Regions from separate parts of the Homo sapiens genome. Here all the other regions are linked to region 2. The links are chromatin contacts, found by Hi-C or POLR2A ChIA-PET in ENCODE. All regions are on one chromosome and are shown on one strand. The core of a region is the stretch at or near the end of the contact, and the rest is flanking DNA. Distances in the headings are between cores, read along the strand shown.

Region 1 (2,700 bases), core at 184-2,683, 520 kb after region 2:
ATTTAAGTAATTAACCTAACTGTCAGAGGCGTTTGAACCAGAGCGATTCCATTTTGAGTGAGGGCTAGGAAAATGAGGCTGAGACTTGCTGGGCTGAATTCTCAGAATTTGGGCATTCCTCGCCTCTAGATGTTTACGATTAAGGGAATAAATTAATAATGTTTACTAAAACAGACCCAGATATCGGGATATCTGGAGAACAAAGGCATTCCTAATTTTGCTTTAAAGATAATAATATCAATTCCTGCAAAATAATTAAGAAAATTAATCTTTGATCACAAACCCTTGTAGCAGAGCACATCTCCCCATATATACAAGCATTGTACCTAGGGTGGATGCGTCCCTTCTCTTGCTTTCAGGAATGTCCTACTCTGTCTATGGAGTAGCTGTCCTTTCACCACTTTACGTGTTTTAATAAACTTGCTTTTCTCAGCACTGAGAACTCGCCCTGAATTCTTTCTTGCGCGCGATCCAAGAACCCTCTCTTGGGGTCTGGATCCGGACCCCTGTCGTAACGTAACTGAAAACCCCAGTGCAAAGGCATAGCACCCTACTTAAGAATTTGCAAACATTCATTATTAGTTATTTCAAATCATTGATTAACTTTCTCTAAGCCAATCAGATTCCTACCTGATGTCGAAAAGAAAAGCAAAAGGTAGACTGTTTCAACACTTTCAGACGCTTGGGTAAAAGATGCACTTTCATGCTATAAATAATGCAGCACAAATACTGTACAACAGGGCTTTATACTTGGGGAAAAGCTGCCAGATCCAAACTCTAAAGGAAAACTATTGGAGCTCATTTTTCCTGCCCACGTTAGCTAGCACATTTTGTTGACATTGAAAAAAAAAAAAGATTTTGGTGAAACTGAAAAAAAAAAAGCACCAACAACCCTACCTTGAAATAAACTATTGTACCTCTTATGCCTCCTCCCTTCTACCCCAGAAACCTGGAAGAAAAAAAGATATACCCGAGCTCGTCCAACCCCTCTTTGCGTGGACTGTATAGGAGTATTTAGCCCATCCTGCCTCCTTTAATCTAACATTCTGCGTCTTCTTTCCTTCAGCTTCTCGGCGCCCCCTTTGGCCAGCACTGACATCTTAGTCATCGCGGTCCAAAATTTACGCACGCGCCTTTGAGGGCTCACAGAGCCCGTCTCTCCCGGACGAATCTCATCCAATCAGAGCCAGCCAGGAAGCCGAGGCTCAGCAAGGCCTCGCGACGCCCAACTTCCCAGGGTTAGCGTCTCTGATGTCATGTGATTCCACCCTCCGCCTCTCACCCACCCTCGCAGAGGGCGGTGCGCTTGGCCCGGCCCCTCGAGGCACCGCCTTTCAATTAGCACTCGCTGATTGGTCGCTGCTCGCGCGGTCTCCTGGGTGACGGGAACGCGGTAGCCTGCTTGGTGGAGACCGGGTGCGCCTGCGTACTTCATAGTTCGCGTAGCGGCTCGAGCGTGGAGATGAAGGTAAATAACTTACAAATTCCCGGGGTGGGGCGGGAAAACGCGACTACTGGCCCTTGGTCGCTTTTAAAAGAGGATATCTGTCCCTCTCCCTTCTGAGTTCGTTGGAAATGAGGAAGAGAGAGAGAGAGAGAGGTGGCCAGAGAGAGCGGGGGCGAAGCTGAAGGGACGAGAGAAAGGAAAGAAAATAGGAGGAGAGGAGAGGGCGGAGAGAGAGGCCTCTCGTTTTGGGGACTGCAGACGCCGTAGAAGCGGTGCAGAAAGTGGGAACCCCTCCCTGGCCGAAATGAGCGGACTGGATCTAAAGATACCCCAGCTTCGCACGCGGAAAGAACTGGTCGAGTTAACGCGTTTGGAGGGTCGCTGTGAAGTTGACTGGGTCCGATGTCACGAGCTACCTCATTTCTTGGGGCTAAGCCTCTGGCAAGCCGCGCAGCTGCCCAGCGCCTTAAAAAGAATGAAAAGCCTCCTAAAGAATAACTTCAAAATGTATTACCTGTGACCAGTCCAATCACCTGCTAGCGAGTGTACATTATTGACGGGAAATCTGCACCCGAAAACTCAGGTCTCACGCTCATGTGCCTCATCCTCTGCACGCACGGTTTCTAGGCTTGGGCTTCTTGTTCACCCCACTTTCTGATTTATCAGAGCAGTCCCCCCTTGCTCTGCTCTGGCAAAGAAATGGAAGGCTTTTTTTTTTTTTTTTTTTTACTGAGTCTCGCTCTGTTACCCAGGCTGGAGTGCAGTGGCGCAATCTCTGCTCCCTGCAACCTCCACCTCCTGGGTTCAAGCGATTCTCCTGCCTCAGCCCCCCGAGTAGCTGGGACTACAGGCGCGTGCCACCACACCCAGCTAATTTTTTGTATTTTTAGTAGAGATGGGGTTTCACCGTGTTAGCCAGGATGCTGTCACTCTCCTGACCTCATGATCCCCCGACCTCGGGCTCCCAAAGTGCTGAGATTACAGGCGTGAGCCACCGCGCCCGGCTGGAAGGCTCAATTTTAAAATTATTTTAGATGTCCTCATGCTTCTTCGTGGCTATTAGTGTGGAAATTGGAATTGACGGACCAGTAATCATAACTCCCATTTTTATTTCTAAAGCTCTTTACAATTTATGAAATATTAGAAGTGAAGAGTTATTATTCATGATTTACAGTTGAGAATTTTTTGCTGGAGGCAATTTAAACGACTTACTTAAAGCCCTACAGCTAATAAGCTACAAACAAAATTTAAGT
Region 2 (2,700 bases), core at 198-2,697:
ATCACTCCGTTTTAAGCAGCACGATGTCTGGATGAAGCATCAAAGCGAGATGGGTCAACTTAAAGGGCCTTTAAAACATCTTGAAGCAATAATAAGCCATACACTGAAGCAGGGGCGGTTTTAAACATTACACAGAACTTAAAACAATCGAACGAATTCGTCCTTTGTTCTTTTTATTACATTAATTATTACATTAATACTGTTTAAAAAGAAACTCAAAAGGCATTAAACTTAGGTACCAATCTACACAAAGTCCTCGAAGGGGCCTGGCTTGGACCGAACGCGCTTTTGTGCCGCCCCGCTCGCTCGCAGCACCCTGAAGGCCACTGAGCTTAGGGCGCTAGGTCCCTAGAAGCGACTTGAAATGAGGGGGTCGCCAGGCCAGGCCCTCGCTCTGCAGGGGAGGATCCGACCAAAGTTTGCCAAGTTTCCAGGCAAGCCCAACTGCGCAAATGCCGCTTTTTAGCTCCAGCGGCAGGCCTGGCCCGTGGGAGTTTTGCCCCAGGGGTCTCCGGGCCTTCAAAGAAAAGTCCCACGAGGTGGGGGGCGCCGCCTGGGCCGCCGGCCAGGGGGACCCGTCGCCCCAGGGCACAAAGAAAGAGCGCGCCTACAGGGTGTCCCCTGACCCCGGCGACTCGGGGCCAGGGAGGCTCGGCGCGCCCCAGCGGCCGCTCTTCCCCTCCCGAACCCGCCCGGCCCACTCGCTCCTGCACCGCGGCCGCCTCGGCTCGGCTTTTCTCTTGCAGTGAGCTGAGTGCGCTCAGCCGAGGAGGGGCCGCGCCGCGCCGCGCCGGCCGCGGGGCCCAGCCCTTCCCGCCGCGCCCGGGGCCGCCCTTCCCGCTGGAGCCGGCTGATCGATGGCCCTGGCAGCCCGCGCCCCCCGCCTCGGCTCGCCCGCGAGCCCGGCTGTGTGTTTTGGAAGCAGCGCAGCGGGCCGCAGCCGTGTGACGCCCGGAGCGGGCAGCGCCGCCCTTCCTTCCCCCCGGGCTCGGGCGGCGGCGCGGCGGCTGGGCCGGGCGGGAGGGCTGGCGGGGCGCGGACTCCGGGGAGGAGGGCGCGGGGAGGGGACGCGGGCGGGGACGCGGGCGGGGGGCGGAGGCCGCGCCGCGCACGCCCAGCCCCACGGCCGCGCCGCGCCTCGTGGGACAGGTTGGGCCGGCGGGGCGGCGCCCGGCTCCGGGGAATAATGAGTGTCTGTCAGGCCGTCCCCGGGTGACTGGGCGGGGCGGGGCGGAGGCGGCGCGGGAGGCGGGGGTGGCGGGGGAAGGGCGCAGGGCGGGGTGCGTGTTTGCGCGAGTGACTCGGCCGACCCCTCCGGCGGCTGCCTCCACCCAAGTGGGTGGGGACCCGCCCAGCCCGGGCGGCCGCGGCGGCTCCCTCTCCCCTCCCTGACCCTCCCACCCCGGGTCCCAGCCTCTACTTACCCCGCCAGCCCCGGGAGGCTCGCAGAGCGAGCGGCGCCGGCGTCATGTGACTGCCCGGAGTTGGTGCCAGGAGCCAGAGGGGAGCCAGGAGCGGAGCCGCGCGGAGCCGGGGCCCGAGCCGGAGCGCAGCGAGAGCGCCCGCCGCACGCGCGCCCGTCCCCGTCCCCTGCGGCCGCCAACGCCGCCCGGACTGGAGCCCTGACATTGCTGCGCTCGGGGGGCTCCAGGCAGCCCGTATCGGGGCCTTTATTTCTCGTCGGCGGCGCCCTGCACCGCGCCTCGCAAAGTAAGTCCCGTCTCCCTCACCTCTGCTCCGCACCCTGGTCCCTGCCGCCCCCCTCCTCGGCCAGTCTGGTTTCATTTTTTCTCCTGGAGGGGGCCGCGGGGAATGGGTCGGGGGTGCAGCGCTGGTGTTGGGGGGGGCGCCTGCGGGCTTGGGAAAGTGTGGCGGCTACACTTAGCCGGGGTGGGGGCGGAGAGCAAGCAAGGAGGAGGGGGTCACGGGTTCGCGGTGAAAAGTGAGGGGTTGAGGCGAGGCACCGTGCGGACCCCGGGTGCGGGGGAGCGGGGCTGGCAGCGCCCGCCGCCGTCCCGGGCAGGGCGCGGGCGGGGGCTCACCTGTGTGGTCCCCGGCCTCCTCCCGCCCGCTCACGATTCCCTCCAAAGCCCCAGAAATCTCCGTGCTCTCCGCGTGTGGCAACGTTGTTTGGAGAAAGGTAGCGCCGCGGCCGCGCGCTCCTGCTCCTCCCCCTCCCGGTGCCCCCCCACCACCACCACAACCCAGGCTCCCGCGTCCTTCCCCTCCCCTCCCTCCGCCCGCGCCCCCCGCCGCCCCCCTCCCAGGACACGGCGCGCGGCCGCTCGCCCGCCACAGCAAACTTGGAGCAGTCTCCCGGCCCTCTGGAAAGAAACTTAGGGCAATTGGGATTGGAGGCAGCATCCCATTCTCGGTTCTGGAGCCCAGGAGCTGCCAGGGCGTCTGGATCCTCCGGGGCAGGAGAAATGAGCTGGTCGGGTTTGGAGAGTCTTCCTGGGGGCATGGAGAGAACCTGCCGCAGTGCCTGGAGCAAGGATTGCAGCGTGGCTGAAGGCGGAAGACGCCTTAGGCAACTGCCTGCAGCCGAGCCTGATGGGGACCCAGGGACAGATCCCTGGATCAGGACCCATGGGACCTACCTAACATTTCCAAGTGGCTTTCTTAGAGATGGCAGATGAGATCTGGAATTGTCATATTCATTTTTTTGGGCAGATAGCTACTGACAAGGAGAAGCACTTT
Region 3 (2,700 bases), core at 125-2,624, 790 kb after region 2:
CCCTTTCCAAAACAAGGAAGTCTGATACATCTGCTTACCAGTGTAACACCCTTGATCATGTTCTGTACATGACTACAAATAGTCCGAACGGTAGCCAGTTCCTTTCTGTTACCCCACCATTTGTCAACCCGGAGCTGTAACAGAACAAAAAATGTATTCTTTCCAGAAATATGCAGGCTTAAAAGACAACAGACCACTTACCGAATTACTTTAAGATTCTAGAATTAACCCTTATCAAAGCACATGGTTTTCAACTGGAAAAATCCAACCACCTATAAAACCTCCCAACAGTTAAGCTTTGTAGAAGTTGCAACAAACTTCCCTTCTGGAAAATTAAATCATCAGGTTTAAATGACCTACTGCCGGTTCCTGTGATTTTTACAAAGCAATCACTAGGAAAATAAACCAAACTTCTAACACCATTAAGACGTGTCACTGATGACCACTATTACATTTGAGCTTTATATAATTGGCTGTGTTCAGAATCTGGTTTTTCAATTTCACTGAACAGGCTGGTATTCTGGACAGCAACATTTAAAGCTGAAGCACTGAACCTTAATTCGAAAATTGTTAAAGCAACCAAATGTGATGCTGTTATAAACCACCTTCCAACGAGCAACTGAATTATCAGAAGAAAAACCCTCACCCTCTTTTTTTTCTTTCCAAGAAGGCTGAGTTCTACATTGATGTGATTGAAGTCCCTCCGCAGGGTTCCTCTGGGGCCCTTCACGATAACTGTGCGTCCCTTCAGAGTAATGTCGACTAGAAGAGAGAACACACTCGTCAGGCCACACAACGCTTGGAACGTGCAGTAAAGATGTAAGTAAAAGACATCAAGTCTCATACCATTTTCTGGAATGTCGACAGTCTGATTGCTGAGAATAGTCTTCATTCTGAAACACAAACACTGGGGGTGAGGCCGACGCAAGGCCCGTTTTTCCACCAAACTACGCCGCACAGAGCTCCACTCCTACTGGAGACTGCCAGGCGGAAGTTCCAGACAAGATGTCGGAGGACGGGAGACCGACAGCGGGCCCCAGTGTGTCCCAGCCTGGAAGGAGCAGCCCCAAAGCGAGAATTACGAGGCCCAGCAGTCGAACTCCCACTCAGCCCAACCCTGGAAGTCCTATGCGGGCGGTGCCATCCCGGCAAGACTGAGGGGCGGGAATAGGCCAAAAAGCCCACAACAGGATTCGCATCTGGCGCCGCCAGGCTCATATGGCGCTTGCCGAGCTGGGGGACAAACAGGACAAGGTTCCGAGAGTGGGAGCCGCGCCGCAGCCTTTCCCAGAGCAGATGGTTTCAGATTCCCAGTACCCCCACGAGCACAGAAACATCCTTACCTCGCAGTAGACGCAGCAAAGAAAGAACGTCTGTCGTCATTACGTACTTGTATCGCGTAAGGGGCCTGCGTATTGCGTCATGAGTGCGCGACGCACGTAAGGCTAAAGCAGCCAATCGTGGAGCAGCTTGGCTGCTTGTCATAAATGGAGCGACGTAATTTCGACCTGTCCTTTCCCGGGAGTTAGCGATCCCTCAACCCCTGCACTGCGCTAGTCCTAAAGAGGAAATGTCTCTACGCTGCGGGGATGCAGCCCGCACCCTGGGGCCCCGGGTGAGCGGCGGGGCGAACGGGTTTGGGCGTGGGGTGGGGGGATCCTATCCCTTCAGAGCGCCCATGCCCAATAATAAAGGCCAGTGCATTTACTGAACATTTACTACTAGCCAACGGCAGTTTTAAACGTTTTTCGTGTAATCTCATGTAATTATCCCGCCAGCCCCATGATATAGAGTCTCTGGCATCAGTTTGTTTGCAAGTCTCTCTGGGCCAGCACCGAGGACTTATTTTCTGCTTAGAGTGGTTTGTACCCTATATTTATGGAGCACTGCAGTGAGCACCCCACATAGCTATTCTGTCTTGGACTCTTACTGTGTGTGAGACACCACTCTAGCCGCAGAGAACACAAACCTGTCCGCTAGGCTTCAGCGGCAGACATTGAGAAGTGCAGTAGCAATCGTGCAACACCCTAACAGGCACTCTTTGAGTTGTCGAAGGTTCTTTTGAGATACATGTGCAGACTCGTGGATTTTGTAGTGTTTTGGCTATCTCATACACGTTTGTGTTCAGATGTAAAAGCCGAATACCATGATTTCTTATGTTCTTGACTGCCACGTTCAAACACAGAAACAATGTAACCTAGAAAGTAAAAACGTTCATCCTGGCCAACATGGTGAAACCCCGCCTCTATTAAAAATACAAAAATTAGCTGAGCGTGGTGGCGTGCGCCTGTAGTCCCAGCTACTCGCCAGGCTGAGGCAGGAGAATCGCTTGAACCCGCGAGGCGGAGGTTGCAGTGAGCCGAGATCGCGCAACTGCACTCCAACCTGGGCGACAGAGCGAGACTCCATCTCAAAAAAAAAAAAAGAAAAAGAAAGTAAAAACGTTAGGCTTGGTTTTAACCTTCCAGTTGTCTGAAACTAATTGGGCATTATTAACCTACGTTTCAACAATTATTCAAAGCTCGAGAGATTTATTGCACACTTCACTTTAAACGCCCCTGATTCAAGTCAGGACCAGAACAGTTTTAAACTGTGGCACCTTCTTCAGTTATTGCAGTTCAATCTTGTTGAAAGACAAACATCTAGTTCCTGGTAGGTGGAGTACATGAAAGTGTGATATATGTTAGTTCCAGAGATTTT

What was found. Hi-C counts contacts between places; a loop is a spot of excess contacts on that map. ChIA-PET counts read pairs that join two places held with the same protein, here RNA polymerase II (POLR2A). Pooled maps may share reads with other maps.
Region 1: a loop to region 2 is called in a map of CD4-positive, alpha-beta T cell, with 4 times the contacts of the local background. The contact joins the promoter of WDR19 here to the promoter of KLF3 in region 2. A Hi-C loop is called at or near these places in 1 of 168 maps with a recorded cell type or tissue (CD4-positive, alpha-beta T cell) and 10 of 50 pooled maps. POLR2A ChIA-PET finds 5 or more read pairs at or near these places in 1 of 52 experiments (BJ).
Region 3: a map of ascending aorta shows a loop between it and region 2 (8-fold over the local background). The contact joins the promoter of RPL9 here to the promoter of KLF3 in region 2. A Hi-C loop is called at or near these places in 1 of 168 maps with a recorded cell type or tissue (ascending aorta) and 10 of 50 pooled maps.

The regions. Positions count from the first base shown.
Region 1 is chr4:39,181,096-39,183,795 of GRCh38, forward strand. WDR19 (WD repeat domain 19) reads left to right here and starts at 1,434. Exons shown (of 37, transcript NM_025132.4): 1 at 1,434-1,468. The coding sequence starts at 1,463. RefSeq lists enhancers at 1,103-1,282, 1,134-1,428, 1,553-1,702, 2,403-2,472.
Region 2 is chr4:38,662,752-38,665,451 of GRCh38, forward strand. KLF3 (KLF transcription factor 3) reads left to right here and starts at 1,448. Exons shown (of 6, transcript NM_016531.6): 1 at 1,448-1,710. It overlaps KLF3-AS1 (KLF3 antisense RNA 1), which reads right to left and starts at 2,142. Exons shown (of 16, transcript NR_171644.1): 1 at 2,043-2,142. RefSeq lists silencers at 349-868, 899-1,168, 1,179-1,778, 1,839-2,188 and a promoter at 908-1,710.
Region 3 is chr4:39,457,548-39,460,247 of GRCh38, forward strand. It overlaps RPL9 (ribosomal protein L9), which reads right to left and starts at 1,375. Exons shown (of 8, transcript NM_000661.5): 1 at 1,344-1,375; 2 at 847-893; 3 at 647-762; 4 at 39-134. The coding sequence starts at 892. It overlaps LIAS (lipoic acid synthetase), which reads left to right and starts at 1,509. Exons shown (of 11, transcript NM_006859.4): 1 at 1,509-1,615. The coding sequence starts at 1,571. RefSeq lists enhancers at 376-1,126, 1,322-1,616, 1,987-2,036 and a silencer at 1,557-1,606.